Regions from separate parts of the Homo sapiens genome. Here region 2 is linked to region 1. Evidence: chromatin loops called from intact Hi-C (ENCODE). Cell type or tissue: heart right ventricle. All regions are shown on one strand. Links, peaks and the distances in the headings refer to the core of each region. The heading gives the core; the rest is flanking DNA.

What was found. Hi-C counts contacts between places; a loop is a spot of excess contacts. Peaks named below come from ENCODE experiments on the same cell type or tissue, not always from the same donor. Only the 100,000 strongest peaks of a DNase experiment are listed, where the experiment ranks them.
Region 2: it touches region 1 in a loop (3.0-fold over the local background); 13 of 110 quality-filtered maps call a loop at or near these places.

What each region holds. Positions count from the first base shown.
Region 1 is chr5:89,979,761-89,996,652 of GRCh38, reverse strand. No RefSeq gene overlaps it. Among named protein-coding and RNA genes, the nearest start is that of MIR3660, 29 kb to the left of the region's middle. RefSeq lists an enhancer at 4,923-5,002. In heart right ventricle, for the core only: no CTCF peak of the experiment used is centred there; a DNase peak (open chromatin) is centred at 7,512; H3K27ac peaks cover 4,117 bases.
Region 2 is chr5:89,929,667-89,946,558 of GRCh38, reverse strand. It overlaps LOC102724637 (a long non-coding RNA gene), which reads right to left. Exons shown (of 5, transcript NR_188243.1): 3 at 1,574-1,686. Among named protein-coding and RNA genes, the nearest start is that of MIR3660, 79 kb to the left of the region's middle. In heart right ventricle, for the core only: no CTCF peak of the experiment used is centred there; no DNase peak of the experiment used is centred there; H3K27ac peaks cover 616 bases.

The DNA.
Region 1 (16,892 bases), core at 3,742-11,741:
ACTCATTTGAGCACAGAATTAGTGAGAGGTGAATGATGAATAATAGGCTCAGTGTGTGGAGTTTAAATATTCCAAAGAACAGACTCTGTATGATATTGTAAAATGTCTTGTAGCTTCATTTCTGATTTTGAAATGTTACAGTGCTTGCTTATTGTCACAGCATGATCTTCAGCACAGTTGGATAGTGCTTTTTTAAAGTAATGCAAGTGCATGAATGTCAGAAATACCTTCAAATATCGGGGACTACATCTTTAAGGAGTGCATTTGGCATTAAGCAGCCTTTTCCAGCTAATGAATTTCTCAAGTTACAAGAATAATGGCCTTTTTAATCTTAGCAAGAGTAATTAAACAGACATTTGTTATTAATGATGTTGTTAATGGCAGAAGATATTGAATTCTCACTTTAGATATTATATTGCTTGAGAGTGATTATTTTGAATATCAGACATATGAGTGTATAGTAGTGTTAAAAGTACAATATCTCCTTAAGAACATTGTAAAGTACTATTCTTTAACATAGAGAAAAATGCCTTAACTTTTATTAATACCAAGAGAAGTAAACATTTCCAAACTGAGGCCGAACACACTTTCAGGGACAAAGAGCATTTGTTTGATTAATCCTACATATCAATTGAAAGTTGTTTTCTTCTATTGAAATATTTATGTGTGTTTCAGTCAGGGTCTCCAAAGAAACAGAACTAGGGTAACATAGTTATGTAACAGGAAATTTATTATGGGAAATGGCTCATGCAGTTATGGAGGCTGGTAAGTCCTACAATATGCCATGTGCAAGCTGAAGAATTAGGAAAGCTAGTGTGTAATTCAGTTCAAGTACAAAGGGCTGAGGATAAGGGAAACCATTGGTATAAGTCCAAGTCAAAGTCCAAAGGCTGGAGAACTAGGAGCTCCATTGCCCAAGGGCAGGAGAAGATGGATGTCCCATTTCAGGAAGAGAAAGTGAATTCACTCTTCATCTGCCTTTTTGTTCTATTTGAGGCATTAAAGGATTGGATGATACCTGCCCACATTGGTGAAGCAATCTTCTTTATTCAGTCTACTAATTCAAATGCCAATTTCATCTGGAAACACCCTGACAGGCATACATAGAAATGATGCTTGACCAGCTAGATGGGCATCCCTTAGCCCAGTTATGTTGACACACAAAAAAATTAACCATCACAATGTGGCAGCCCACAGCTTGAGAGAGAACTGCTTACACTATGTCTGCTTTAAAATAGAGAGGGAGATGATATTGCCTAGTGTATTTCTCCTTCCTGATAGTTTCCTCAATTCTGCTCAGAAATCCACCCTATCCTCACCTTCAGAAGGTCATCCTAATTACTCAGTTCATTCATTTGTTCAACAAATACTTACTGTGTACCAATTATGACCAGGCACTATTTTATGTGCTGGGGTTATAGCTGTAAAAACAGCACAGAACAAAATAAAACAAAACAAAAATATCACAAATAACAAAAGCAAATATACCAGAAGTCAAAAATTCCTATGTATTATGAATGGGGTTAATGAGTTAGTCAAGACAGAGCCAATCAGGCTGCAGTATCCCCAGTGACTCTTATGGTCCAGTGCCAGCAGTGGCGTATGGGCCATATTGCCTCAATCACACCAGAGAGGAGAGATTTTATTTCTGCTTGGAGGAAAGAAATGCTTGCTCTGTCCCCTTCTAAACTAGTGGCCCAGTTGCCACTGGCATCCATATTGTGGTTCTGAGGGAAACTCAGCTTAAGGTGAATCAAAACCTAAGGACAACTATGGGAGTTTCTACTTCCTGCGCTAAAGAATCTGAACAGATATAAATTGTTTTATTAAAATTAAACACTTTTGTAACATAAATGTATGGCTATGCTCTTTATTGTAAGCATATGAGTTAGGGCTTGATCTTAATGGGATTGAGGGCAAATAAAAGATGCTTTGTGAATTTGAGGATCAGAGTAAAGGGCATACTTACAGCAGACATTGAGGAAGCTGCAAGGATTAGTTAGCATGTACTGATGGGAGTCATGGGATTGGATTTTGAGGATGTTTGATCAAGAGAGCTGGAACATAAGACTGCATGAGCAAGAGTTCATTTACTTAAGGGCATTTTATCTGCACATGGGATTTAACACCCTGCCAAGGATCCCAGAGAAAAGGGAAAACTTATTGTTAGAATAACTCTCAGGGGTAGCAGTCACAAAGCTGGTATCTTCACAAGCTCATGGGAATGATGAGGCTCTGAAGAAATGGAGCTGATGTGTCATCATTTAAGCATTAAAAGCCAGGGGATTACTATTATTTTAAGAATTGGCAAAGTCCAAGGAACAGCCAAGAAGGCTGTCCACAGGGCAGTTTGGTGGCTAATAGAACATGGTACTCCTAGGTCAAAAATAGACAGATATTTTGTGTGTTACTTAACATACACAATAAAAAGAAGACAAGGACAGATGAGCAGGCATTTGAGGGTGGTTGCCCCAAAAGGAAGTCACATTGTCTTGTCCAGTTTCAAGACCTGAGTCAGTTTTTTGACACAGAATCCAATAACTGATGTGATGGCTAGATCCCCCAGAGAACACGTGGTATTACAATGTCATGTATTTACTGTATGATTCCTCTGATATTTCCCCAAATGGATCTATGAGTATTTACATTGGTGCCCATACACTGGAGAAAGAGGAATGCCAGATATTCTCAGAGCTGTTGCACATAGGGTCTCAACTGACAATACCTGGAGATCTGAAGCATTATCATGTCCCTGTTCAAGTTCAGGGAATACATGGGCCAAATAATCAATGGAGTCTTGGGTAAATTCTTAGAGTACGTTCACCCAAATGTCATTTCTTCAATTCCCAAGTGTAAAATTGAAATACTCAGCAGTTGGAATAACCCCAGTTGAATTTTTGGCCTGTGGAGTAAGAGCTATCAGAGAATGCCAAGTAGAAGCTTTTGGGATTGCCTCCTCTTTCAACCAAGAGAGTAAATAAAAAATAGTATTGACTCTGGGAGGGATAGAAGAGATTAGAATCACCCTCAAGAACCTTAAGGATGCAGGAGTGGTGCTCTCTATCATTTCTCTATTTAATTCACAAGTCTAGTCCCTACAGAAACCAAATAGAATGTCTATAGACTACTATAAACTCAACCAAGTAATATTCTTGATTGCAGCTGCTGTGTTGGACGTAATATCTTTGCTAGAATAGATTAATGAATTCTTGGGCATATGGCATGAGGCTTTGAGACAGCAAACTCATTCTTTTTATTGCAATTAGAATAAAAGAATCTGAAATAATTTGCATTCACAAGGAAAGGACAATAGTATACACTTAATATTTTGCCCTAGGTATATGTTAATGCTTCAACTCTCTCACATAAGATAGTCAGAAAAGATCTGGACCATCTAGACATCCCACAGAGCATCATATTGATCTATTAAATTGATGATACCATGCTGATAAAAAAGAATGAGCAAGAGGTGGCTAGGATGCTGGAGGTTTTGGTAAGACACATGTGTCCCAGGGGTTGGGAGATACACCTTTTGAAGATTCAGGGACCCGACACTTTTGTAGTTTTTAGGGGTTCAGTGGTCAAGTGCATGCCAGGTTTTTCATCTAAAATAAAAGACAAATTGGTGCATGTATCCTCTACTAAAAAAGAAGGTATAACATTTGGTAAGCCTCTTTGCATTTTGGAGGTAATATCTTCCATACTTAGACATATTGTTTCAGCGGATATCCTAAATGATACAAAAGACTTATAGCTTTGTGTGGGGCCTGGAACAGGAAAGGGCTATGTGGCAGATTCAGACGCAAGGCAAGCAAATGTTTTCTTTGGGTATGCTATCTAGCAGATCCTATGATGCTGGAGGTGTCAGTGGTGGGAAAAGGTACAGTGTAAAACTTATGTCAAGCCCATTGGGAGAATCATCCCAAAGGCTCTAGGGTTCTAGAGAACCAAAGGCTCTAGGGTTATAGAGAAAGGCTATGCCATCAACAGAGGGGTAGCATCTGCCTCATGATGTTACTAGACCCTTGTAGAGACTCATATGAGCTGGGTTCTGTTGGATCCCTCAAGGCATTGAGTGAAACCAGCATCAGTTGATCATAATAAATGATTAATTTGCATTGACCCTGAGCAGACAAGTGAGGATGAGAAATCTGCATGAGCAGGTAGCTTAGACGTCATTGACTTTTCACGTCAGCCACAGGGTTGCACCAGCAGCTTTCCTCAGCTCACATCTATGACCATAGGGGCAATGCAGGTGTCCTTCATGACTGCTGAAGAAGCAGAACAAGTCCAAGCTTAACTTACAGATGGGTTGGTTCAGTATATGGGTCAAACCAAAAATAGACGTGGTTGCTTTATAAGCTACACTCAGACAATGGTGAGAGAAATCTTTCCAATGTCAGAGTTTCAAGTGGTACAGCTATTTTGTGTGGAAGAAGTAGCTTGAAGTGAGAATATATACAGAGTCATGAGCAATTCAAATAACCTGGCTGGCTTCTCAGGGGCCTGGAAAACTGAAGATAGGAATGTCTGAGGTAGAAGCATGTGGATGAACACATGGGAGTGGGCACAAAGTGTGAAGAGCTTTCTATGGCTTGTGAATACCCACCAGAAAGCATTATTGTAGAAAAATCACGGAACTACAAAGTAGGTAAGAATGACTTGGTTGGTAGACATTAGTCTGCCTTTGTCATAAGCCACCCCAGAACTGGCTTAATGAACACATGACTAGAAAGGACTCAGCAGCAGAGATGGAAGGTTCACATAAGCCCAACAGCATGACTCTCATTTGCCAAGGCTGAGACTCAGCATTGATCAGCTATCGTCAATGCTGAGTCTCTGAAAATGTTTCTCTTCCTTAACGAGACCAACCACCCACTGGTAGCAAGTTGACTACATTTGGCCTCACTCTGTCCTAGAAGGCCCAGCTGTTTTTCTCACAGAAATAGATGTGTTTTGAACATGAGTTTCTCTTTCTTATGATATTTAAGATATTCAAACACCTGAGTTTGTCTTTCTAAATAATATTTGAGACACCACCATCCAGAGACATTCAGAGTGCTTTACCCACAGGCATGGAATCCCATAGTGCATAGAGTCCCCCAGCAAAACACACTTCACAGTTAAAGAAGTGTAGGAGCAGGACAACGACCATGGGATCTACTGAGTACACTAAATACCACAACATGGAAAGGCTACCAGATGAACAGAGTGTTAGAATGGCCTGACTAATGCATATGAATGCCCTGGTGAAGGGTAATGCTCTGGAAGGATATGGCACATTGCTCCAAGATGTAGTATATTCTGCAAATCAGATACCGCTCTATGGCATTGTGTCTGATGGAGAAATTCATGGGTCTAGGAACCAAGGTTTGGATGCAGAAGTAGTCCCACTTGCCGTCATTTCCAATGACCTGTTGGGGGACTTTGCATTCCCTGTCCTTTCCACTCTGGGCTCTCTAGGGTAGAGATCCTGGTTCCTAAGTATAGCACACCCTCCTTAGTGACACAGCATGGATATCATTGAGATCCAATCTCTGGCTATTGCTTGAGCACTTTGGATGTCCTGTATCCAGGACCCAACAGGTTAGAAGAGTAATTACTATGTTACAGGAGTGATTGACTTGAATAGCAGGAGCAGGCAGGACTACTGTTATTCAATGAGGGAGACCAGAATACACTCAGTTGATCTATTTGGACATTTCCTGGCATGTTCCTTTGTGTAATTATGGCTGTGAATGCATAAATGTAGCAACTCCAGCCTGAGAAAAGGGTGGTCATCAGGGCCCAGATCCTTTAAGAATGAAAGTTTTGTGTCATTCCACCAATTAAGATACCATTCCAGGAGAGGGGATCCATGAGGGCAAGGGGAAATTAGAATGGATAGTGAAGGAAGGAGATAGTGAATACCACTTATGGCCTAGAGATAACCTCAGGGATGGGAAATACAGTTTTTTTTGGAAACCTCCCTTTTCTAAGTTTCTCTTCAGGAAGTGAGGCCCACTGGAACCCTGGAGTAGCTGCATCTGGACAAATGAAGAAGTGAATCCATGTGACACAGGGTGAACAACAGCACCCACGGGTGTATATCACTCCGATTATCCTGCAAAGAAAAGAGTTGGCAATCAGCTGTTTCACTGTCTGAATTAAGAATTATAAGGTCACAGCTAGCAGGGAAAAACAGGGGGTATGATGTTGACTTTATCTGCCTTTTCGGATCCATGGAAGGCCCTGGATTATCTCTGTGGCCCCAGAAAAAAAGAAAAAAAAAACAAACCCAGGACACTACGCATCCAACAGCTCTGCCTGTGTGGCCTAATTCCTTGAGCAGAGGCTTATGGCTTACACTGTTACAGTTGAAAGAACAGTTCTGGGCATGGAGAAGGTACCAAATGTGTATATGCCATATTGATAGAACTAAAGTATAGAGGATGAAGAAGAAATTGCCTAGAAGAGGAAATTACCTTTAACATTTCAATAAATGACTCTGAGCTGTTGTTTAGGAATTCTTGTTACAAATATGAATTCAGTAGTGGAGTGATTTGGCATTCTCAATGAGTAGAGTTCTTTCAAACCAGAGATTCAATGGGAAATTATTTTTCAGTGGAAAGGAAGCACTTTGTTGAGCATGCCTGGGAGCAGTTCCCATAGTGACATGTGATAGAATGTGCTTCCTTTGGCTTTTAAATCTTTATGTCTCTTGGAAAAAAAATTTTTGAGCAGAGCTTAAAAAAATCCACCAAGCTCTAGAGAATAGGGTTTATAGGCAGCTAAATTATGTGACTTTTTGAATCTATGGGTTCAAGCTTTCCTGCCTTTGTAGCTTCCAGCTGACACCTTCCAAGGGGCAATGATCTGTACTGCATTTTCTCATCAGAGAACTCAGCCATCTTAATTTTAGGGTCATTTGGAATCACATGAGTTAACCTGATTTTTTTTTTCATTTTCCAAAATATCATAAATAGTGGGGTTTTTTTTTTTTCATTTTTTTAGAAGGGAAAAAAATCTGGCTTCAGTTGCTAATTTCCTCTGTTCTGTCAAGATTAGGCTAGTAGTTCTGAGTAATTCTGGCTCATTTTCTCAAGGGACTAGGCCTGAAATAATCCAGTGTTTATTTTTATACAAATTCTCACAGTAATACAACATTTCAGTGACTTCCTGGGATGTTTCTAGTTTTTCACAGGCCAAGAGGCCATTCTCAGAGGTAGCTCCTTCATGTAAACCTAAAAATGGCACTTTCCCACATTATAGTTTATCAGGAAGTTTAAAGTTCAATAGTCCTCCTCTCTTTTCTTTCTCGTCACAGGGAAAGGAAAAAATAAGGGGCAGTTCCAGCATTTCGGCATGGTCATTCCATTTCAGTACTTTGGAACCTGGGAAAGAGGAGGGAGTTTGTAGTATATCTTGGCTGCGAGATGGCTGGACTGGGAAACAGGACTCTCTGCCATTCCCTGTGTCACTCTCTGAGTGACCCTGACCTCTTCCCAGCATTCCTGACCCCACCTCTGTGTTGGGGAAAATGATGCTCGTCATGTAACCCTCACAACATTCTCCAAAAGTCATGGGACATTGCTGAAAAAATAAGAATCCTGTTTGGAAGGCCAGCTTGGCTCTCAACCTGCCTTTCTGGATTTATCTTCCACTACTCGTTCTCAGGAACCCCTATTTTCAGCGCAGGTGTTGGACTGAGCTGTCTGCTGTGTAACATGCAATTCTCTCCCTCTCCACTTTTCCTCACTGAGCCTGTGAAGCTCAGTTCAAACCCAATTCTGTAGTTCAGCTTCACTCTTGTCCTTCCTCTGAAATTATATGGCTCTCTTCATTTGACATTTCACTTGCATACAATAAATATCCTGTTGCTATATTTGCAGAATGTATTATAACAAATTTTTAGTATCCTTTATCTCTTCTAACACAGGATGAGTGCATCGATACATTCAAATATCTGATTGATCAAACAATCTTTACATCTCCTCAGCAGTTCTAGTTGGGTTTTAATGACATCATGACCCTGCGTGGACCTACACACATTGCTGAAGTTGCACACCAGAATGTAATTATGATATATGCATTCAGGCATGCAATGTGGACAGCAAAAAAAAAAAAAAAAAAAAAAAAATCTGTTTGAAATATTTAGCCCGGAGTGTTAAATTGGATCCTAGAAGGCAAAATTACTTAGCTGTGTCAGGTCCAAAGCTATATTTAAGTTTATTGTTTCGTAACAAGTCTGGTCTATTTCAGTGTATTGTTCTCTGTACAAGGTCTCCCCATAACCATGCATTATAATAGACTGTTGCCAGCATTCTTAAAAGTTTCAGAGATGGATTCTTGATTACTTACTTCCTGCCCCAGGGATTCTTGCTGTTAGGGTTGTCATTAAACAAAGCAGCCTCCCTGGCATTGTATTCTGACAAACAATTCGCACCTTTGTAAACTGATTAACAGAATGACTTTGTTTTGATAATTGATCCTTGACTTGTATTTTAAAGGACAGCAAAACTTTAGAGAACTTCTATATTTGTTACAAATACTTTTCCTGGAATTTAAAAAATAATTTAAAACTTCATTAGGAAAATAACGTCATTAGAAAAACAGCGTCAGCCAGTACAAACTTTTAGTTACAAGATGAATAAGTTCTAGAGATCTAATGTACAGCATGATGACAGGAGTTAATAATAATGTATTGTATACTTGAAATTTGCTAGGAGAGTAGACCGTAAGTGTTCTCACCACATATAACACCCCCCAACACACACACACACACACACACACAAATGGTAACTATGAGAGGTGATGGATGTGTTAATTTTAGCTTGATTGTGGTAATCACTTCACAATAGGTAAGTGTGTCAAAACAACCATATTCTACAGCTTAAATATATACAGTTTTTATTTGTCAATTATACTTCAATAAAGTGAGGGGAGAAAACAGTAGCATGAAACAAATTAAGACTGGAGACCATTATGTTCATTATTATGTGTATGAATTAATGTATAGACTGGTCAGAGCAAGCAGGCTACCCAGAACAGGTGGTAACCAGCCCAGATCCAGACTTTATCTTCTCAAAGTCATCCCTCTGCCCTCTGCCCAAGGTGAGTGATGATCCCATCACTCAGAGGCAATGGCCTGTCTGTACTACTGCATGCAGAGCAAATGTTATAATCTGAAGTATTCTTATTGTGAACTATTCTGTATGAAGACCAACATGACCAACATATGAATCTTTGTTGATTACCTGGGTTAAAAAAAATGCCCCACCTTGACAACTGTTCTCCATTTCCTGTTCCACATCAATAATCCTATTAGCTACACAGCCTTTGGCAAGTAAGAGGGAAAGTTACTCCAAATAAAGCTACTGTAATCGGGATAATCTGATGGCCATTCCCCTGTTATTTGGTGTTTAATTACCTGTTGTTAGTTTTTTCGAAGGGCTTAAGAAAAAAATCATACATATATCAATGTATGTCAGAGTTCCAAATGAAAAGAAAAAGTTGAAAGTAAGTGGGAGGATTAGAGCTAGTTACTGACACACTTAGCCCAGGTAGAGAATTTAGGTGACTGCTGATTTTGGTGGTCTAGTGAAACCTTGCATGTAGTTGTTATTGGTAAAGAATATTGAAGCTATATTGATACAGCACATTCTTTAAAAAGGAAGGAGACTTTAACAGCTATTGAGAGTTAAGCATTTGGTATTAACTTTTATATTTAAAAAATTGCTCTTTCCACTCTAAAGTGACTCTAGAATTGGAATTCTATTCCAACAAACACTGGGGGGAAAATGTGACCAAACATAGTTGTCAACAGACTTAAAATGACAAACACTACCACATTTAAAATTTATTTTCAGCATTTCTTGAAGTAATAAAAGGAGAAAAAGGGCCGGGCGCAGTGGCTCGCGTCTGTAATCCCAGCACTTTGGGAGGCCAAGGCGGGTGGATCACGAGGTCAGGAGATGGAGACCATCCTGGCTAACACCGTGAAACCCTGTCTCTACTAAAAATACGGGCGTGGTGGCGGGCGCCTGTAGTCCCAGCTACTCGGGAGGCTGAGGCAGGAGAATGGCGTGAACCCGGGAGGCGGAGCTTGCAGTGAGCAGAGATCACGCCACTGTACTCCAGCCTGGGCGACAGAGCGAGACTCCATCTCAAATTAAAAAAATAAAAATAAAAAATAAAAAAAAGGAGGAAAAGAGTAAATTTTCATTCTGTACAGTTACATATTTTGTATAATGGCTGGGAAATAAAGGATTTTGACATCTTGAACTCTTAAAATTCCCTCAGGAAATGGCTAGAGATGGATTTTGATAGAAACAAATCCCCATTTTAAACTCTTTAAAACATTTTTTATATCATTCAGGTAGTAGTCCTTTGGGCATTGCTGGAGAAAGCTGATGAAAGAATATATGCTCTTAACTAGTTAATGAAAAATTGAGATAAACAAAAGAGTTGCTTAAATATAGATTTTTCTCCTCATATAATTTGTCTCATTAAAATGCTTTTAATATTCTGTATTCTGATTTTCCTTGAAGGAAATATTGTTCTACAAAATTCCAGTGAGACATGCTAAAAATAATGTCTGTGACAGAAATTTTAATTTCCTATCTAAATAATTAAATTTAAGACTATTGCATTTTATATTTCAAAAAAAGATCATTAGATCCTTTTTCTTACGGGAAAACTGAGTCCCACAGAGCACAAAACACTCATCCAAAGTCACAGAGATAACAATTATGAGGGTTGGGTTGAACCCAAGTTAACTTATTTCTACTCTAGTACTTTTTCCATTATGCTGAGCCATCACGGATTATTTAAAGTTCTGCCTTCTTTCCTTCCATTGCAAGAAGGAAATCTTGTTGAAAGTCTGCATACAGGACATGCACACCAGTAACTTGATAGTGTGTTAAATGTCATGTAGGAGTCCAGTAGGCCAAAATCTAGATTTAGTTTCTGGGCCAATTATGATTTTTATTTAGTAGATTTTCATTCTATGTAGTACAGTATTGTGTATGGGCTGAAAAATACATAATTCAAATTTTTTAGTTTTTAAGTTTTTTGGTTCTACAGGAATCCCAAAACATGACTGGCTTTACATCAAATTATAAAATAAAGTTTTCTTTTGAACCTCCAATTTTTACACTTAGTGTCTCCTCACACCATCTGCTGCATGTCTTTCATCTGAGGTCTACTACCCTATTATTTCCATTTAATTATGTCACTTCAAAACCTAGATAATATCAATCATTTTTAATTTATTGTGAATTTGAATAAATTGTGAATGCTATTTTTCCTTTGACTATTTGTATTTTGACATTTTCATGGTAGAACAAAAGGCCATATCACTATTTATAAAAGTGAATTCAGGTAGTAACTATGAGGGGAAAATGTTTTATTTATAGAAAGGAATTTATTCTGTTCCCTTAAAAATAATGCAACCTATGTAATTATACTTCTTATTCTCTCTACCTTAAGACTTTTTTTTTGACACTTGCTTCCTAGAATAATAACCATTATCCCCCTACCTTGTGTCAGCATTTGTGAAAAAAGTTATTGGCATGATTTTAAAAATGAGACTCAGTTAAATGCGTAAACATTTACTAGTCTTCTACTTTGCTTGGCACTATGAGGAAGGAGGAATATGGGTAGGATATTGAATTATCCTGAAAAATCTGTAATGTCCCACAGTGTGTTCTTGGGTAAAATGTGGCTTCAATACCAAATTTTCTCATTTTCTGTCTTCATAACTCAAAACATGGCTTCCAAGTTCTTCCCTACCAAATCCAGTCAGTCACACCAATTGATCCAAGATTGTATTCTACCTGAAATCCATTTGTCATCTCCATTAGATAATATAGTACAATGGTTCTCGAACTTTTAGGACTCAGGGCTGGGCGTGGTGGCTCACGCCTGTAATCTCAGCGCTTTGGGAGGCTGAGGCAGGTGAATCACGAAGTCAGGAGATTGAGACCATCCTGGCTAACATGGTGAAACCCCGTCTCTACTAAAAATACAAAAAATTAGCCAAGCGTGGTGGCAGGCATCTGTAGTCCCAGCTACTTGGGAGGCTGAGGCAGGAGAATGGCGTGAACCTGGGAGGCGGAGTTTGCAGTGAGCAGAGATCGTGCTACTGCACTCCAGCCTGGGCGACAGAGCGAGACTCCTCTCAAAAAAAAAAAAAAAAAAAATCCTTTTAGGACTCAGAACGGTTTTACACTCTTAAAAATTATTTAGGACCAAAACACCTTTTTCTTGAGTAATATATACAAATATATAGCATATGAGAAGTTACAGTTAGGAAAGTTTAAAACTATTAATTCATTTAAAAATAATTTTAAAGTTATTACTGTATGTAAATACAAAGTAACATATTTTTTGAAATATATGTATATTTTCAAAAACACATTTAATACAAAGAATTGCATTGTTCTACATATTTATAAATATCTTTAATGTATGGTTTAATAGAAAAGAGATGGATTCTCATATCTATTTGTGCATTCAGTCTGTTGTTACACATTGTTTTGGTTAAAGAATATGAAAAAATCTAGTCTCATACACATACATAGTTAGAAAAGGGAAGGATATTTTAATCACATTTTCAGATTATTATGGATATTCTTCTTTGATACTATTCCAAAACTCAACACGTGGTAATAATTTTTAAAGGTAGAATCTGAAACCATTGCAAGAACTTCTCATACTCTGTACATTAAAATCCATTGATCTATCTTATACTTTAAATTTATCTTTTGTCCATGCGTGATTTTATAGCATTATATATTCAAGATTTGGAAATTATTGGCTAAGATACGCATTTCTACCAAAATTTGGCACATTTCATTATACAATATCAATAAATCACATTCATTAACATGACCAACAATTTATCAAAAAAGTTTTTAAATATTGGGAAACTGTCACCATCAAAGATTTTCTAAAATTCTAATTTCTGCCTGAAAGTTTAAATTTTGCATTTGGAAAAAACAAAAAACAAAAAGACTGCCCAGGTATTTTTCCTGGTGTAACAGGGTCACATCTGTCATTTTTCAAGAAAATGTCTTCCAAATAAGCAAATATGGATAATCAAAGTTTGTTATTTCAAGTAAAAATTCTATTTCATGAAGGAAAGTGGTTAGGTGAGAGGAAATTCAAACAATCACATAGTGCTTTCCCTGGAGACAACCAGTGCCCTTCAATATGCAGAAGTGCTTTGAGTGTACTTCCCATTTTGTCATGCAGAATATTAAAAACATGCAGACTCAAGGGTCGGAATGTAATGACAATGGCTTTTTAGTTTATTTGCCTTCCGTAGTGAGAGTGTGGCAGTGAAAAATGCAATGACTACTCGTACAGTTTGGTGCCACCGGCTTTATTCCAAGTTGCCAAAAGTTTTAAACACCATTTCTTTTGAACCGTAAGTGTAAATATCAATAGAAGGTATAGAAAATAATGTCTTAAGATTATTAGAAAACTAGTTTTGACCTTATGCACTCCCTGAAATGGTTTTGGTTGTCCAAGGGTTCTGTGTGATACTTTGACAACTGTGACTAAAGTGGATAACTCACTATGCTAAAATACTGTCTAGTCTGATACTCTTAGCTGTTGTGATTATGCAAAAGATTAGTTTTTCTGGGTTTCAGTTATTTATAAAATGAGAGAAAGTGGAAATCTCTAGCTCTTAAACTGTATTCTTTTCTGATTCTCTTGTTTGTGTCTGTATATTGCCACTACGTGGCTGGGCAGAGCAATTCTAAATCCTGAAAATGTCAACTTTTCAAGCTGTAATTTGTGTCAAGTCAGGATCTAAGAAGCTATATTTAAATATTTTCTTGCTAGTGTGCCATTTGGGGATAGACATGTGATTCCTTTACAATTTTTCTTTTTAAATTTGAAATAAATCTCAAACCTGTTTGGTTTTATTATCATTTTTGTGGGTTTATACTTTTGTATTATTTAATTTTTGTACCAGAATCTCAGGTTTGCTAATGGTAATCATAGCTACCATTTATTGAGCAATGTGCTGGGCACTATGCTAATCTCTTTGTGGTCATTATCTTATTTAACATTCTGAAACAATCAATAAAATGTTCAGTACTACCAAGGTCTCCTGGAAGCTAATGGAAGTGAGTTACCAATAATAGAAAGAAGTATGACTTATTTTTTGAGAATGTAAGACACAAACCCTTTATGTGTACAATTCTAACATACAGTAAGTGACATTATGTTGCAAGACTATTTTTAAACTCTGTCTTCTGTGACAAGAATGTTTAGAAATATTTGTGATACCTATGCAAATATACATAACATACACAAACATATGAATGTGCTTCCCTAAGCAAATTATCATTAGGACTTTCCTGGTACGTGAGTAAACATGTAGCTCATCGTTCAGGTGGATAGAACTCAAGATATTGTTTACGAAAAGATCATTATGAACAAATTTTGAAGTAATTAAAACAACAGAAGTGTGCTTCACATCCAGTGTATGCAGTTGTGTTTACTGTAGGGCGTGATCTTTTTCCTAGTCCCGGAGGAAGCTGACATCTGTATTTGATTTAATGAACTTCTGTTTGGTAATAACCCATGCAAAGACAATAATGCATCTATGAGCACATCCAGCTTTCAACATTGGTTCCCAGAACTCAAAGCAAGCACTCTGGGAAAAAAACTTATAAGTTTGTACGTGTTTTGACTGAGTTACTTAAAGCTTATTCCTCTTGGAATCCACACTTGTCTTTAGATTTATAAAAAAATGTGGTTTTTTTACATTTTATTATAATCATTTCAAGCAAATATCAGAATCTTAGCATGATCCTGTACTAAATTATGTTATTCAACCAATTGAGTCCTACTCCCCTGTTTTTTGGTCTGAATTCTGAATAAAGATGTAGAAAGAACATTATAACTGCAGTGGTGTGTCTGGGAATCAAATAAGGTGTGCTTAGATCAAAATTGATCTCATGCAAATACCTGCTATTGAATTTTACCCTTCTATCTATAAGGGATAGCTAATGCGCTGTTAAAAAGCTCTTTAGTAGAAACATTTCAAAATGTAGTTTTGTGTCGTTGCTAAACTTTAATAACTAAGGCCTCTTTCCATATTTTTTAAAAGCCTGACAATAATGGCTCTGTAATTACTGAACTAATGTTATCAATTCCAACAGATATCACATTTATTAAACAGAAAATGCTATGTTGCTGTTCATCAGTTAGAAATGTGTGTAATTGAAATATGAAAATGAAGTCTGTTGGAGTATGTGATTCATCATGAATTCTGCAAGCCCTACACTAACTCTCCTTTTCCTAATTAAACTGTCAAATTGAAATCTTATAATTAATGCAACCACATCCCTTACAGTAGGTTTTCCACCCGCATGTAAAGCTCAATTCAGCAGAAACTTTGCAAGAGCCTTCTCTAGGAAGAATGCAATTCTTGGCTCTTCTGAGCTCTTGAGCAGAAATTCTGCCCCCTCTGCAGAATACTGTGTGGCACGAGATTTCTGTTCTTGGTAAGATTAGGAGTGGAGTGGGCTGACATGTTTGTCAGGGGAGCTGGTAATCCCTGCTTTGAATTTTTTTGGGAGAAGCAATAAAGAGGAAGTAAAGAGTTGGAATAAAGTCTTCTATATTCTTGCCAGCATTGTGTATTTCTACATAATGACTAGGCTTTTCTCTTTTGGTGCTAAAATTTGAAGACTGAGGTGTATTCTTTCCTGGCTAAAGCTGTGAGTATATAAATTTTTCACCTCTGTTCTGTACCACTTGATGGCAGAAAGTGATTGACAGGAATTTATTTTATCACTCAGGCTACGAACTACATGTGTAATCCACACCCTGGCCAAATGTACATATTGAATTCTGTATTGGCAAGGAGATATCTTTGAGAGAGGTTGTTTCTACATGTCTGTGTCCAATCACCTGGGTGGTAACATATTTGATCTCTTGTGTTAACTCTGATCTGTTGGTGGTTGCTGCCTGGACTGTTACATTAGGAAGGATTGTGAGGCCAGGCACGGTGGCTCACGCCTGTAATCCCAGCACTTTGGGAGGTCAAGGTGGGTAGATCACCTGAGGTCAGGAGTTGGAGATCAGCCTGGCCAACATGGTGAAACCTTGTCTCTACTAAAAATGCAAAAATTAGTCAGGCGTCATGGCATGTACCTGTAATCCCAGCTACCCTGGAGGCTGAGGCAGGAGAATCACTTGAACTGAGGAGGCAGAGGTTGCTGTGAGCTGAAATCATGCCACTGCATTCCAGCCTGGGTGACAGAGCAAGACTCCATCTCAAAAAAAAAAAAAAAAAAGGATTGTGAATTTTAGCTGGTTCAGCACTTGAAATAGTGCTGGGATCCAATAGTAATGTCTGATGTGGTGAGACAATGGGTAGTAACAACAAAGTGTCTCTTGCTTCTATCCCTGTGTTTGTCTTTATAGATGCCTTTGTCAGATGCATTTTCATCATCTGTGATGTCTTTAGTCTCTTAGATTTCTAACACATGTTATCTCTGGTCAAACTTGAGTGTGTCCTAAGTCTTACTAAGAAACAAGAAGCCAGTTCTCTACTTAGTTTCCAAGTTGAATACTTACGCGCTTCGAATCAACTGGACTAGTCTTTCTCTCAATTTCTACAAAAAATATTTTACTCATTGATCTCAACTTCTACACAGATACAGTTCTTCATTCTGTGGTTCAGCTGGATCCACAAACCTAGTTATATTTAAAAAGTCTACTAAATTTGGTCAATGAATATAAACAATTATACTCATTTTATCTATCCAAATACAGACAGCCAGTATTCCACTTTTTGCTATATTCAAGCCAGCCAGGCAGAGTAGACTGTTCCTGGAGAGCCACAAAGCATCCATAGTCTTAATAACAGTTCAATTCAATGTCTC
Region 2 (16,892 bases), core at 4,368-12,367, 51 kb after region 1:
CAGTTAATGTATTAGGTATAAAAGTTTAGAGGAAGAGTCTTATGTCAATGATACCCCCATTTTCTAGAATAACTTATTCTATCAAGCCAGCTATGTTTTAATGATGAATCCTACTGATAATAAGAACCTACCTTATATTTATTATTTTTTATTATCCACAGAACCCCCCCTCCCAAATTTGAATATGAATGAAATGTACTTCACTAACATTTTCTATTCATTCAACATTTTGGCAAAGTATCACATTCAAATTTATGATTCCATTCTATAATGCAAAAGTGGTATACACTGATCTAAATTATTTCAAGATATTTTAAAATCTGAGCCTTTGACACTCAGGTTTCCCACTTGAAATAGAGTTTCAAATGCTCTGCTTTCAAATAATCTCTTCTTCAACCTCTTGCCTTCACCTCAGGCTTGAAATCATAGAATTTTTTTCTATGTTATTTCTCAGCTTCCCATTTAATTCTATTCATTTCTTTTTTGACTTTTAAATGATATATAATAGTTGTCTTTTCTCAAAGAGTTTAAAAGTTATGAAGGTAAGCGTGGCCTTACTAAATATTTGGCTGAATGCTGGCTTCTCTCTCCATCTACCCAATCTCTTCTCTATATTTGACAGTTGCATCAGAATCTCACGGTGCTCACTATTGCTTAAGGAAGCACATCCTTTGTTGGGAAAATCTAATGCTTAGAAAGTTGGTGAAAAACGCATATACCATAACTTCTACTCATTGATCTTGGCTCACTTGTTGATTCATTAATTCATTCATTTATACATGCACTCAATAATCATCTTAAAATTCTACCACATATAGAGGCTGTCACAGCTCAAGGCCCTAGAGGGTCACAAAATTATACTATTCTGGTACACACTACCTTCCTATTCTGAGTGGGAAAGAGAAAAAAACTACATTTGTAAATATAAGTATTCCCACTTCTACTTATCCTGACACAATATAATTTTAAATTGTATTCTGTTTCTGGTCACTCTCCTCCAGAAAAGCCTTTGTATGTCAATGTCCCACTTAAAATGTGCATCCAAATATGAGTGGGCTTTTTTCACATTTAAAGAAGAGTAAAACTGTTAACTCCCACATTTGAACACATGCTTTTTCTTAATATAAAAAATATAAAAGGGCTTTTTTCTTTCATGTATTTCAGTGTTGGTCATCATTTACTTTTATATGATCTGAAAACTTTAGATTTGGAAATCAAAATAAAGTACAATTAGGTCAGAAATTCTCCATGTTGCTTTTGTATAGTGTGTGTGTGTGTGTGTGTGTGTGTGTGAGAGAGAGAGAGAGAGAGAGATTAACGCAACCCTCAATTTTGTTTTTAAAATTTTTCCATATTGAAGTTCATCTTGTCAAATGATTATTCTTCCTACCTATATAGAGTGTGCTTATAACTAATGTAAATAAGATGAGCATTCCACTTACTAACAGTAAAAAATAAACAGATAATTTACAAAATAGTGAAGACTAATGTCCAATACACATATACAAATTTAGTCCTCAATTACAATAAAAATGTAAAGTGAAAGCTTAATAAAATATAATTTTTTACTCACCAAATTGCCAAAGGTTGATTACTTTGTTTTCAAATGTTGATTCAATACTCAAGGTAAGGAAGCCAAATGCATTTATTTATTACTTGTTTAGGTATAAGTATAGTCATTACAATCTTTTCAGAAGCCATGGAAAATAAAGAGGAAGAGGTGATCATTAATAACATTCCTTGGGTCATATTCTAATAATATAAATGAGGAATATAATTAATAATTTATGCACAAAACAGCTTAGCATTGTTTATGACAATAAAATTTCAAAGTAGTTAGACATCCAACAATAAGAAAATGAATAAATGAGTCATACATACCACCAATGAAACATTGCAGTTATTTACTGCCATTTAAAAATATTTAATAACATGAAAGACCCTTTCATTATAATCTTGAGAAGACAATAAGATATTAAATTATATTTAAACTGTAACTTTCATGAATTCAAGGGTATTTGTCTGTTTTATTTATAGCTGACTGTCCCCAGTACCTAGAATATTGCCAGGTGCTAGCAGGCATGCCGTGCATATATGCATATAAGAAGTAATGAATGGATATGCAGAATGTTTTCATTTAAAAATACATACATACACACACACACACACAATATAAGAAGAAATATCATGAAAATATCAGCAAAGTCCATCTCAGCGTTGGCCATTATAACACATTTTACTTTTTATATCTTCAGCAGTTTCCAAATTTTTTATATTTTATAACTGGAGAATATTTACTGAACCAATAGCTTCGTTCGCTTCAACCAATAATTCCAGCTTGTGGAAATATTTTTTATTTTTGTGCTTCTGTAGTTAAATTCTGAAGCCATCCCTAATAAATTTGGCATATTTGCCTTTCAATTGTCTACTTTCTGAATAGGATAGAATCCTTTACAGTACTAGATCATTCCCTACAGTTTGAACAAGCTTTAGAACAATGATCTAAATGATTTTAAACCTACCTTCTGCCAAATGTGTTAGAATGTGGGGATCAGCCCATACCCTTCTACCTTGTTCATGATGATTTGTAAAATGTTGTTAACAACTTTTTGGTGGCAAAATACATGTGTATAGATTTCATCCTGACTTGTATGTCTAGCTAGGAAGCTTCTCAGAAAAAAAATAATAAGAAGAAGGTTAGTTTGGCTGAGTTTGATCTTTGTGATCCTTGCAGCAATTGTCTCTCTCTTTTTTAATTTTTATGTGCCAAATATTTGAAGATTGTAATCAGTTTCAGAATTTTGTTTGTATAATGTCAAGCAACTTTCTCTTCTTTACATTATCTACATTTTTGAAGATGAGTAAAACATCCGCTTGTCTCCTGAGTAGCACCTAGATACTTCTCCTTGATGCTGTAGTCTAAGAGAATTCACCAAGGATCGGCTTACTTTCACATTTGCATTGTTGAGTAAATTGCTTTTCACAAATAACCTTAGAGATGCCTTTCAGTTTGCCTGGATGTTGTTCACTAGGTTTAAATACTTAAATACATTTTAGATGGTAAAATGTTTTCTTACTATACTTTCGCATTTTTAATTTTCTAATTCAATGCTTATTTTGCATTTACCTGTAGGAGCTCATTCTAAGGATTATGGAGATAAACCATGGAAAGGGGTAAGACTCCTTTGTTGTTTCCTATGAAAACTGACAATAACACCATTACCTCTTGAGATTATTCTTTAACCCGTCTGCAGCTAAATTTTCTGTGCCATCTTTTACATTTCCGCCATATTGGAGGGATATGTTTTCTCTTAACTTTCTATTTTGAAATAATTTCAGAATGACAGAAAAAAACAGCACAAGTAATTAAACTTCATCTAGACTCCCTAAATGGTAATCTCATCCTATCCCCTTTTGTTAAACTGTTAGAGAGTAAGTATTGCCTCTTTACATCTAAATGTTTCTGTGTGTATTTTCCTAAAAAATTAAGAATGTTCTTTTATACAGCCAGAGTATAATTACACAAATCAGGAAATTGGCTTTTATACAAAACTATACTCAATTATAATTGTGTGTGTATGTGTGTGTGTGTGTGTGTGTGTATAGTAAATGATAGTACAAAAAACTTACATGTTGCCAGTTATTCTAATAATGTTTTTTATAGAAAAATAGATATTCGTTCTGGTCCAGGATCACGTGTTGTATTTAGTTGTCATACATTTTGAGTCTTTTTTATTCTGAAGTAATTCTTCAGTATTTCTTTGTTTTTCATGACCTTGACATTTTTCAAGAGTATAGACCAGTTATTTTGTAATATGTCCCTCAATCTTTTTGTTTGTCTGGTATTACTTCATGATTAGATTCAGATTGGGCATTTTTAGCAGGAATACCATGAAGTGATGTTATGTCATTCTCAGGAGGCACTTGATGTCCATTTGTCCCACTAATGGTGAATTAACTTTGATCATTTGGTTAAGGTGGTATCTGCCAGTTTTCTCCCATAGTTACTATCTCCTCCTCCATAATTAATAAGTATCTTGTGGGGAGATACTTTCAGACTTTGTAAATATCTTTTCTCATCAAATATTCACCCTCTTGTTTTAGTATCTATTGATCATTTGTGCTTGAGTCAAATGTTACAATAATTATTTCCACATGGTGAATTTCTAATTTCAAATTTTTTAAAAATTCATTACTTGGCATTTTTTTCTATAGAGATGAGCTTTTCAATTCCCCTTTTAAACTATCTATTTACTTCTTTATATTAGAATGGACTTGTGGATTCTTATATTCATTTAATTAAATTAAATTATTACTATTGTATTATTATTTATCACGATGCACAATTTGTCCCAGATTTGGCCAATGGGAGCTCCATTCAAAAGTATTTTTTGTGTATCTTAACATGTCCTCATTTTGGGGGGGAAGGGGATAAAGGGAGTGATTTCTTTCTTTCTGGACTTAAAGATGTTCCAAGCACATCTTGTATTTTCCCAGACCCAACCTTGGCATAAGCCAATTTTCCAAGAAGTCCTGTTTTCTTCTAGTATAAAATAATATTTAGAAACCAAAGTAAGAATGATAGGTGTGGTTATTGTTACTGAAGTACCATTGTTTCTAGGCTGTTTTGGACACATACACACACCTGTACACACACACACACACACACACACACACACACACACACACACACACTGCTGTATCTATTTCATTAACTATCTACTTATCTGTCCATCCTTCCATGAGTTCATATGGATACCTTCAGTCAGAGTTCCAGTCTTCCTTCTTTCCATAATTGTAATTCTCTTCTTTGACAGTGACAAATATGCCTGGCTATCTCTATTTTGATATGTCAGAGATGGCCTGCTTTTCTACTTAGAAACCCTTGACAAAGTTTTGAAGTTACAAATTAAATTATTGAGGATAGGGTAAGACAAAGAGGTAGCAATATATTGGAGACAATTATGGAGAATACTGAGTTTCCTGCACATTTTCCCATCTACTTTCAATCTATTGCCCTCTCCCTTCCTTTACCACTGGGATTTTTAAGCTTCTACATAGTTGGATTATTTTAAAGATTATCTTCAGACAGTGGTCTTCCTTTTCCCACTGAGAGTCTCTGTCTATTGAATAGCTGGCGTGAGTCTTTGACTGCATTCTGTATGTGGTAAGGTCAGCAGCCATGCACCAAGGGGTGGACCAGTGGGAGTAGTCCAGCCCAGTCACAGGCTATCCAGGGATCTATGTCTGTAAAGAATTTAAAAACAATAATAAAACCAAATAAAATCACTCTGATTTATGTTATAACCATGCCTCAGCAATATTCAACCTTTTAGTGATAAAATACTCTTTCATGATGGGGTAGGATTCTTCTATCTTGTCCCACTGGTACACCCTTTGAGGTCAGTCAAAATGATTCCACTGACACTACATGAAAATACAGCTAGACTGTGCCATTGTCACTATGTTCTTCTATGTGCTTCCAAAATAATGTTTTGTATTTATTTAAACTTCCTAATGGAGAATTATTTTATAGTTATCATCTCTTGCTATCAGGTTTAAGGCACTGAATACATTGCTACAATTATTGATGTCCAAAGGTGAATGATGAACACACCTTTTAAAAGAAAAAGACGTTCTCATTGTGCATTTGGATGTACATCCTTGAACCCTGGTTGGAGAAGAGATGATTTATGGAACACATGTTTAATGTCTAAAAGTAGTTTGTTCAATTGTGAATGATCACTTCAAAAGAGTTTCTTTATAACTGGTAAAGTATTTGTTTTTAAGCTTACCATCAAAATGAGGGATAATATACAAAAAACAATTCTCATGGACCTTTCTAATTCTCAAGGATCCGGTCTCAGATACTAATTTGAGAGATTCCAGGACAGATTTTTAAATTGTCCTCCTGTGTCATTCAAAGAAACATCTCACATATATTTTTTTTCCAGAAATGCATTTGCATCTGAGAACATCTGCAACAGTTGGAAAAAAAAAACATGCTTAAAAAAATTCGCTTTAATCTTTCTATAGATATCAGATATTCTCACAGATTCTGTGATGTGTGATATATTAGCTTTACTGAAGAAATACCATTCATCCCCATGTCTTGAGTAGCGTCCATGTGAACTGAAAATGTATCAACTTTGTTAATATCCTTAAATTCTTCTTTCAAAATTATGAAGAGGATCTAGAATGAGATTGGGTCATGATAGAAACCATTTTATAGATCAAGTGACTGTGATCACTACGATTTTGGAAGAGATATACTTAAGTAATATAAGAAGCAGGTCCAAGTTATGTATTCCCTAACACTTTATAAAAAGACTATGCGAACAATATCTAGAATTATCTAACAGGTAGGAGATAAAAAGTTCCAGATAGAAGAGTAATTACTTCCTATACTGTCCATTGGAGAAGTAATATTTAAAATTAATTGACTACATTACCACAAATTTAAGTTTTTCTTTATGCTTTTGTGAAAATAGAATTGGCTGAGGCCTTGTGGGGCCCTTAATTGCTTTTTGCATAGGAGGAAAAATGAATGATTGTTCTATTTATTGGTAGAAACTTATTAACTCTGAAATTTCTAGTTTTAGAATTTATTTAATTTGATTTTGATCTATCACTGTTTAGAGGTGGAGCTTAAACTGAATATCTATTTAAAATGGAGGTGTGCAATCTGAATTCCTTGTAAGTTTTTTAGCATATTTAAATTATACTTAATTCAAAATGTTTAAAGAATTGACAACATTGTTTGGATGCCAATGGGTGTCCTTCAACAAATTCACATTAAAACAAAACTGTATTTTATTAAAAATATTAAGTACTTTGGAACCTCTACTAATTCTGATCAACTCTTCCTTAATTTAGTCACAGCATAGCTGTTTTACTGCCTGAAGATCAGATTCCAATCTAATTCCCTCATCAACTAGCTTTGTGAGGTTAAGAATTTAGTTAATCTCTCTCAAACTCAACTTAATCATATAAGATAAAAATACTAGTTCCTCCTCAGTCTGTCTTACAGTATTATGGAAAGATCAAATGAGACTAATGCATTTGAAAGTGTTTTGTAATTTACAAAACACTATATAAATTTAAGTATTATTTTTATTTGTGATATACAAAATATTTTAGGAACCTATCTATATTTGAATTAAGTACATCCTAAAAATGATTACTTCAAACAATCTTTTTCAATCTTGAATGTGCATAAACCCACCAGGAAGTCTTGTTAAAACAGAGAGTGGTGGTTCTATTCTGATCTGGAGTGGGGGCCTGAGAATTTGTCTTTCCAACAGGTTTCCAGGAGATGCTGCAATTGCTGGTCCAGGAAACATGCTTTAAGAACTGCTGACCTAGGATGTTGCGGTGCATTTTCCCATAAGTAACAAATACCTAGCAAACAATACCACTGAAAATATTGAAAATACACTACATTTACCTCGTTAAGTTCTTTCATTATGCTTTTCTCAAGTTTTATCTCCATTTCCAGTAAAATAATAGCCCCATTGAATCAGACTGAAAGTATTAATATTTTAGTTAATCTTCAGCGTATTTTGTGCTATAGCTTCCTAGCTCTGATCATGAGATCATTTTCAGTTGAGTCCATGACTGAGAGTATTTGTCCCAATACTTACTGCTATTTGAACATGATGAGTCTGTAGATAGTACTTTAATTCCTTTGTGTGTCTTTTTTTAATTAAAAAGGAAAATCATAAATACCCAGACTTTTTCAAAAATTCAAATATTCTCCAAAAGAGGTGATTTAAACCAGAAGAAAGGACAACGGCAGACCTCTGTTACTTAGTTTCCCACCCATGTATGAGGAGCACATATGTTGTGAATTAAGTTATTTTCAGAATATTTCACTTTTTCACACTTCAGGGAGGCCATATATATTTTAATAAATCTCCAGACAAACTATGGTAATTCTCTCTGAAGATGAACTTACCACAGTAATAGAAATTATAAATAAAAATTTTTTTGATGATGAAAGAAAATGATATATACCTGAGACTACACCAGGTGGAATAGGAACACCTAGAAGGGATCTATTTAGACTGTGTAAGGTTCATTGACCTTAAAATTAAATTAATTCTGTGTATTTTTCATAAAATGACCCTGCATGTACTGAGAACAAAATAACTTGGATAGTAACTCTTGTTTAAGTTTTCTATTTAAAAACCAGATTCTAAGATCAAGGCTTTAGGGAAGTTGGCTGAATTAGATGATTTCTTTTTTCCTTTTTATATGTATTGTTTTACCAGGGACAGATTCTTTCTTAAATTAGACTAGTTCTTTTCATACAGTGTCTTCAGGAAGTAGAGTTGGACCAAATGGTAAGAAATACCATCCAGAGAGTTTATACATGTTGAAATGCATGGCTAAAAGAAAAATATATTTTGGCTATTTTTATGATTCTGTAGGAAAACATACCTTCTGGTTCTCTACCCTTAGCATGAATCATCAAAGGGAGCTGAAACAGGTAATGGTCTAAAATTTTATAAATATTCACAGTGTTATGTGATTGGCTCTTAAAGAAGGTTATGCCAAGGTTGTCTCACTCTTCTAGAGCACATGGCCACTCCACAGACATTATGTAAAACACCTGGAACGTAAAAAGCACTTTTTAAAAACAAAGATTGAATGAATCTTAAGTGCATCTGATTTCATTTCAGGAATTATATTTCCTAGATAAGATGCCTAGGTTATTGTAATTTGGCCTGTACAGAAACCCAGCTTTATTTTTAAGAAATCTCAGACTTCAAAGATTCATCTGCTAATTCATCTTTGATAAGTTGTTTTTGAGAATTCTGGTAGTTCATCTTTGGTAAGTAATTTTTGAAATGATATCAATGAAGTATTAATCCTACTTTAATCTAGATAAGAAGTCACCACACAAACAATACATTATGATTTTAATTGCAAGATAATAAAATTTATCATTCAAATAAGATCCAGCACAAACATATAATGTATGACATACATACCTCGTTATTATAGATGGAAACCAATACTATCCCTAGATTTCTCCTACTGATAAAAATACCCCTTATTCCAGGGCCCTCAATTTATGAAAGTCTGCAGTTGAGTGCCAAGAAATATGTTGAAACCCAGGAGAATAAGCCATATTTAGAATGCCAAACAGAAGTACACAAAAGGTACAAATCAAAGAGTCCCTGCAGAGTTACAGAGGAGGAGAATCTGGCCTGTGGCTCAGGTTAGGAAGCAAAAAAATGAAACAGAAAAACAAATATCATCTGCTGTGTGATAATGAATAAAGAAGTTATGCAATGGAAGTAGAAAATTGTCTTTATTATTTTAACGTAGACATTGGTTCCAAGATGTCCAATCTGGTTTTGAATATTTTTCAAAATAGGACTTGTGACTCCATGTTAACATGTGGCAGGATCTAACAGACATCATCAGCCTTTCCTGGTGGATTCTAGTTTGAATGGAAAATTCTGATGCCAAATTGAGTTTGTTTTGTATCACTTAATTTCTTCACATGGTTTTTGTAGAACATTTCTAGTATCTCTGTGTATTAACCTGGTGCTTAAATATCATTTTTCCCCTACAAAGAGATGGCTCCTTTCTATATGTGTGATTAGATATTATATCTTATATCATTTGAAATCTCACAGTTTGAGCATATGTCTGCTATTCCTCTTCTTGGAGTCTCTTTCTTTTCCAAGTAATTTCTTTTTTAGTTTGGATTACATGTACTATTGCCTAGTTGACAAACCGAATGACTCAGAAAGACATCTTTCTTGATTACTACATAACGATGGATAAAGATAAATGATTCACACATTTGTGTTCTGCAATTGATGATAAATGTCAAAGACACATTTTTTTTTGCTTGCCTCTCCCTGCAATAATAATGATGGCCATCAACTTTTTCAGTATTAACTTTCAAGGCAGTATCTTTGGGGAATCACAGTTACCGGTTATTGAAGGACTAGAAGGACTGTTCACTAAGGCATAACTATATTGGTTTAGGGCCTTAAGTTCAATGACTTGATTGGTAAAATTTTGGTTTAACTTCTTCATGGTTATGTACATTTATAATTTAGTAGATGCTTGGGAAAAAATAAATAAAATTCAAAAATCAGTATTTAATGACACCCACTGTCAGTAGCCTCAAATTTTGCCACTTGGACTATTAATATTCTAAACATCTATTACATCAAATGTAAATGGGCTTCATTATGTCTATTCTGAACTGACTCTGTAATTTCCATTTCTGTCTGTTTTTCTGTCTGTACTAAATTGGGTTGATATATGCACCTCTGTTCTCACTCACATTTAAATTAAATTCCCTCATTGCAGAATTTAAAATTAGGCCTGTCCTGTTTTTGATTTTAAATGTCAGGTTCTTGGGAAGACACTAGCCTAATGGGCCTGTTGATAATCACTCAATCAATCAATACAAGTTTCCCTTTGTTTTTATTGTGTCAGTTTAATACAGACTATTAGACTTATCTCCTTCTTTGAACTTCTGCAGTCCTTCCAGGGTGTTCAGTATTGATCTGTGCTTTGTTCACCTTCTTCTTGTGACATTTGAGAGGGACCAGAAAGTCACAATTAGATTGTAATCCCTCAACTGTGGTAAGAATGGATTAGGTGTTAGCCAATTACTGCTCTTCTAACATTAATTCTCAGAGGGTGGGGCTCCTCTTGTGAAGTTTTCTCAGATCCTGCCAATCATTGTCAGGAGCTTTTAAATAGAAACACTTTTCAACACTTCAGAAGCTCCTGAAAAAGACTTGTACATTTTTCTTTTGTTGTCTCTTTAGCTTTCTCACTGCTAATGACTACTGCCAAGATGTATAAATGGAATGGTTTAGCTAAGAAAGGAATCTATCGGAGATTTGAAAAGTCTCCTGCTCTACTACAATTTTTCTCTCATTTTGTGATTGAGTTGGGACAGGAAGTACAAGATAGGGAAACAGAGGATTTCTTTATGCTAATATATTTGAACCACCAGAGAGCAGTTGATTCCCTAGGACAAGTTTCCGGCCTGTCTCACTGCTTGAGATCCAAAAACTTAAACTCTTTGGGAAAGAAGATTTACACCTGCTGAGATTGAATATGGATGTCTGGAGTTCTTGAGAACAAATCTTATCTGGCTTCCATACTTTAGGGAAATAAAAAGCAAAGCGATATTTATATTTTTCAATTTGCAAAGAACTAAGGTTATCATATTAATAATCATGAAGGGAAGAGTAATAAATTAGTACCAGTTTGGAGGGATTTTCCTGGTTGAGTGCTGAAAATCCCATGTCCCGGAAACCTCCTCAGTCTAGAGCAAACCAGAACAGTTGGTCACCCAAGAAAGGGATATGAGAATGCTGGAGCCACTTTCCATTTTCTTTATTTCATTTGGCTTCTCTTGAATTAAATGTTTGGATTTGTGCATTCAGCATCTTATTATTGTATGTTTATAAGTACATACATGTATTTCATATTTCCCTTTTATTAAATTGATTTTTATAAGGATGTGGTAGACATATTACAGAAGAGGAGAAGAGGTATTGAATATTTAAAACTGTGGACTCCAACAACCACTTTCATGGAGAAAATGAAGCAGTTCACGTTTATAGGAGATTTTTGGAACGTAGGTCAAGGTGTATTTAAACAAAGAGTCACTGATATTTCCACACTCATGTTTAGACACATATTTATTTTCTTAAAATTAATGTTCCATAATGTGACCTGATATTGCGCAAAGGGAGGTGTTAATTTGTCTTGAGAAATCCATCGAGTGAAGGATCTACCTTGAGATTTGATTTTGTATCTCTATCAACACAGATGATATGTGACTATGTTTACAAAAGTTGGCGTATATGCAGAAACCAAGATGGGAATTTGAGTCTCTTTGAAATTTTCTTAGATCAATTTAATAAAATATGCATGAAGATATATTTTCTTGGAGCTCCTGATTGGGCTGGTCTGAGTTGATGCAGTGTGCTGTTATAATGGCAGAGGAACTGAGCAATGAATAGTGGGGACGTATGGGAGCGCTGATATTCAAGGGCCCAAATAGCCAGGACTCAGAAGCAAAACTTGCTTAAGATTGTGTCTTATGTGATGCTGTCAGCATAAGAATAGTAAGGGTGGTTGGCTTTCAAATTCACAGTGTTCCTAAAAGGAGGAGAATTTTCAAATACCTATGGTAGAGGTCGAGAAGAGAAAAATGGAGAGAGTTGAAGCAAAAAGATCCTTTAGTAAAGTAATCCCTCTCCCTTATGCAAGGTTTCACTTTCATGGTTTTAGTACCCGTAGTCAACCGTGGTCAGCTGTGGTCTGAAAATAGATGAGTACGCTAAGATATTTTGAGAGAAAGACCACATTCACAAAACTTTCATTACAGTATACAGTTATAATTGTTTTATTTATTATTATTCTTTATTGTTAATCTTTAATGTGCCTAATTTATAAGTTAAACTTCATCATAGGTATGTATGTAGGGGAAAATCAGTATATATAGGGTTTGGTACTATGTGCTGGTTGGGGAGATGAAGTTCTTCCTTTGCTGCAGAAAATATGACAGCATGGTCGGATATGGGAGATGCTTATGGTTTGAAAATCCTATGTAAATAACTGAATGATCTTTCCAGCTGCTAATGAATATAATGTCAAGAGGCAACATTTTTGCTATATCCCTTTTCTGAGAGGAGAACAAGTGTGGTGGTCTATTGAAATCTTTCTTACACGGTCATTTTTTTTCAAGTCTTTGCAACATACACTCTAATAATTTCTATATGAAACCTTAAATTCATCCTTACCAGTAGACAGCTCTGTTTGTAGTTAATCCCTATAGCAGTGGCATATTTCCTGGCTCCATCAGTGGTTGTGATGACTTAGAACTCTTGGTTAGAGAACTGTATCAGAAAGAATAGACTAGTCCATACTGCAGTGGCTTAAAACAGCAAAGCCTGGTTAAGGGCAGCAGGGATTTTTTTCTAAGCAGTGACTCTGAGATCATGATTCACTCTATTTTTTTGCCTCCACCATCTCATGCATAGGTTCCAAGGGGGTCATGAAAGAGAAAAAGAGAATTTTAGAGGAATCACTGTACTCTAAACTGCCTCAACCTGGAAATGATTTATGTCATTTTTTCTTATAGCTGTTAGAGGCCAGGACTCATCACGTAGTTCTAACCTAACTGTAAAGAAGGCTGGGAAATGTAGAAGATCATGCAGATATTTGACAATTAAATGTTTCTGCCGTAGTCCAACCTCCCAGTCACAAAATATTCGCTTATTTCCTTATCCTTCTCAGAGAACAAACTCAACCCCTCCAAAGAAAGATAACCTAAAATTTATTCAGTCACTGAGTCCAACTTAAAGTCCAGGAACTCTGGACTCATGAGAGCCTCTGAATTAGGTCCAACTATGTCTTCATTTTTTCCAGCATCCTATGAACTTGAAAGACAAATTGTATCTGCCCTCCACCCTAAACACAACAATGGAATACTCTAATTAGGAAAAGGAAAGAATTGGAAACAGTCCATAGTCCTTGGTTCATAGCACATCTGAAATCCCATTGCATAGATAAGGTGATGGCCCCCTATCTTGAGGGAGTGAGAGGGTGGGCAGGGAATGGGTGGGAATTTCCTTAATTAGGTAATGATTCTGCTCTATTTCTCTGTGCATTGTTCTCAGTAGTCCCATGCGAAGTGAATGTCTAGGAATGTGCCCTTTTTAACTATAGCACCTTCGTTTTCAGCTCACTTCCTGCTCTTGAAAGGCTGGGGGCCAAAGAGTTGTTTTAAGTCTTGAGCAGACAGATGATTTTTCAACCAGTCATGTGGTTTCTTTGGCAATGCATTTGACATACAAACTTAATAAGTTTCAAATCTATATGCTTCCAGTAAGTTTCATATTCCAGAAGTCCACCCCAGATTTCTTTTTAGACATTGTCCTTTAATTTGCTAAATGTCTTTGCTCCTAATACCTTCTTCTCTCTCAATTTTATGGTGGCTATCTTAAGGCTATTAGGCTTGAATTAAAAGATCATATCCTTAATTTGATCTTTGCAATGAATCACTTTATTAATTCAGAATGTTTGCCATATCATAAATTAAAGAATTGATGTGTGTCTTAATATAGATTTTGGAAGAGACAATGAGGCTAGTGAGAGAAAAGTTGAAATCATCTACATCCCTAGTTCTCAATGCCCTGCAGGGGAGATTTTCAATGTCTGGATACAATTTTTATTTTCAAAAATGGGGTGGAGTGGGGGATGGGTGGTGCTAGTGCTACTGGCATTTAGTGTACGAACGCCAGGGATATTGATAAACATTCTACAATGAACAGGGCAGCCCCACACAGCAAAGAATCATCTGGCTGTTCCAGATAACACACACAGACTTCTTCAAGAACCACTTAAGCTCTAATACGCCAGCATTTTCCAACAATATTAAGAAAGGTTGACAGTGCTTTTCACCTTTTTCAGATTTCATTGTAATACCCACGATTGAGATGGTTGGAGATAAAGCCATTATCCAGTGATAGTTCATCATGTTGAAGGAATCCTGCTGTATGTATTTTATATATTTTGATATGGATATGTGATATGCACCCTTAATACAATTCTAGTCTATAACAGCTACCTAACAATATTTCAGAATGAGCTTTTTCTAGTATTCTGTGCCATTAAAGAGTGGCCCCTTTGTACATTAATGAAAGCTTGTCCTTTAGAATGAATAGGAAGTCTAAGAATTTGGCTAAATACCATCTTTCTGGAAGAGGAAAAAATTAATGGCAAAATATTAGAAATATAATTGATCAAATGCAATACTCATTGTAGTCAAGAGTAAGTAATGCAAAAATCTGTAATTCTCATGAAAAACAATATTAAAATTGTGTTCCCGGGAAGTTAGTAACATTTTGACATTTTTTCTCTATTCTTTAAATGGTTCAGAGCAACTATTTATTAATTAGCATTTTCTTTAAGAAAAACTAATATCGTTGTGGAGGATTAACTTCACTTTGGAGTGTACTACTCCCTTAAAAGGACCATTAAAAGGCTATAAAATTAATTGTTTTCTACTAATAAGTTATTATTTAGAATCACTTAGTTTCATCTACCAGAAAAAAATGCTTTTTGAGTTAGAGGTTTTATATTATCTCAGTCTTCTCATCCATGATCAATACTTACTCCATTTTTGTTATTATATCTGTTTCCTTCTGGTTCTCATCTTAGCTCAAAAGAAAAAGGATGATTGAACAAAATACCTTTTGAGTAGTCTCTCTGCTCCTCAAAGCACATGTCTTCATAATTATCTCAAATTTGCATATTTATTGTTAAATAAATATAAGGGGAATTTATTGCAGTATGCTGCATTCTTTGCACTCTCTGTGTCTTGTTTGCATCTTGCCTGTTTTGATCGTTTTAGATTAGAGGCACATGAATTATCATTTATTTTAAGTGCTATATTATAGTCATTTTTGCAGAGAAAGAAAGCAGTCAAAAAACAGATTGTCCAACTTCTTATAAATGAGAATGTCACAAATAAAATGCCAGTTTGTTCACCTTGTCCTTTGCACTAACGTCAAGCCATTCTCTTCGATGCCTTTTTTGTAATTATGAGTAATAGCCCAAATATTTTACAGCAGAGAGATGAGTCACAAAGCGGAAGAACTATAAATACTTTTGTTCTCGAGAAACAATGAAGCTGTATATTCTTTCACATTCACCCACCACATATGTGTTTTATTTAAGGTTAAGCTTTTTTAAAAACAACTTTCTCCTGCTTTAAGAGTTCCAATCTCCAGTACAAGTTTTGTTTTCCAGTAAACTGTTTCATTGTATTTGATGCTTCATAAATGTATCTAAATCTAGCTCATCATGCACTGCTAGCTACACCTAATCATACACACATGTCTGAATTACTCCACTCCTATTTAAAGGAAAAGAACAAAAAGTAAGAATGGCAGATGTGTTCATAATTAATATCCTACTGGGTTAATCAGTAGATCCTCAGGAATGCTATGAGGGTTTTGATGTATTCAGAAAATCACTGCCTTTATCTATAGACCTCTTTAAAGACAAACATACAACAGTTAGTTTTTAGAAGATGTGATCCTTGCAAATAAGATAGTAAATAATATTGTCACAGACTTGCCTCTTTGAATAACCTAATTCCATGCTTGATTTTATATGTTTAAGTGAGGAATTTATGGTTCATATTTACAGCCAGTGATATGTGCAAGGATTGCTGTTTACTAACATCACACTCAAAATTTCTTGTAGACATTTCAAGCAATTTGAAGTATAGTTCTTCTAGAAGTAACTAAATATAAACAAGATGGGCACTTTTTTTAAGGAGATTGATATTTCAGAATTGTTGATCACTCCTATACTTGTGAATGAGAGAATATAAGAGACATGGTAATTCACTGAAGGAGAAGAAGAAGAAGGAGAGCATTGCATTATTGGAAAAACTCCATCTTTATAGCGAGACAATACTGAGTTGAAAGCTCAGTCTCCCACTGTGCAACTCTAGGAATTGCTTAAGAGCTCTGGTCTTTGGTTACCTCATCTACTAATGCAGAATAATAACACTTCTGTCTTAAGGTTTAGAGTGTTAAAATAAAGCAGTACTTGGGACATTGAAAAATGCTGAATTTAAAAGTCCTGTTTCATGGGGAATATGAAACTTTCATTCTAAAAAGACTGTACTGTATGAAAGATAAATTTTAGTTATATTGTGGTCCACATTTCAGTTTTGGAGTTAATGTATTCAGGTATGTGCCTGTCACAAAAGGGTCGTGCATTAAATGTTGAGTGAAAACATTGTGGCTTAGACAGAAATCTTGGAATTTAACTAGAAATTTATTTTTTTAAAAAATGAAAGAATAGGAAGAGGTTCATCA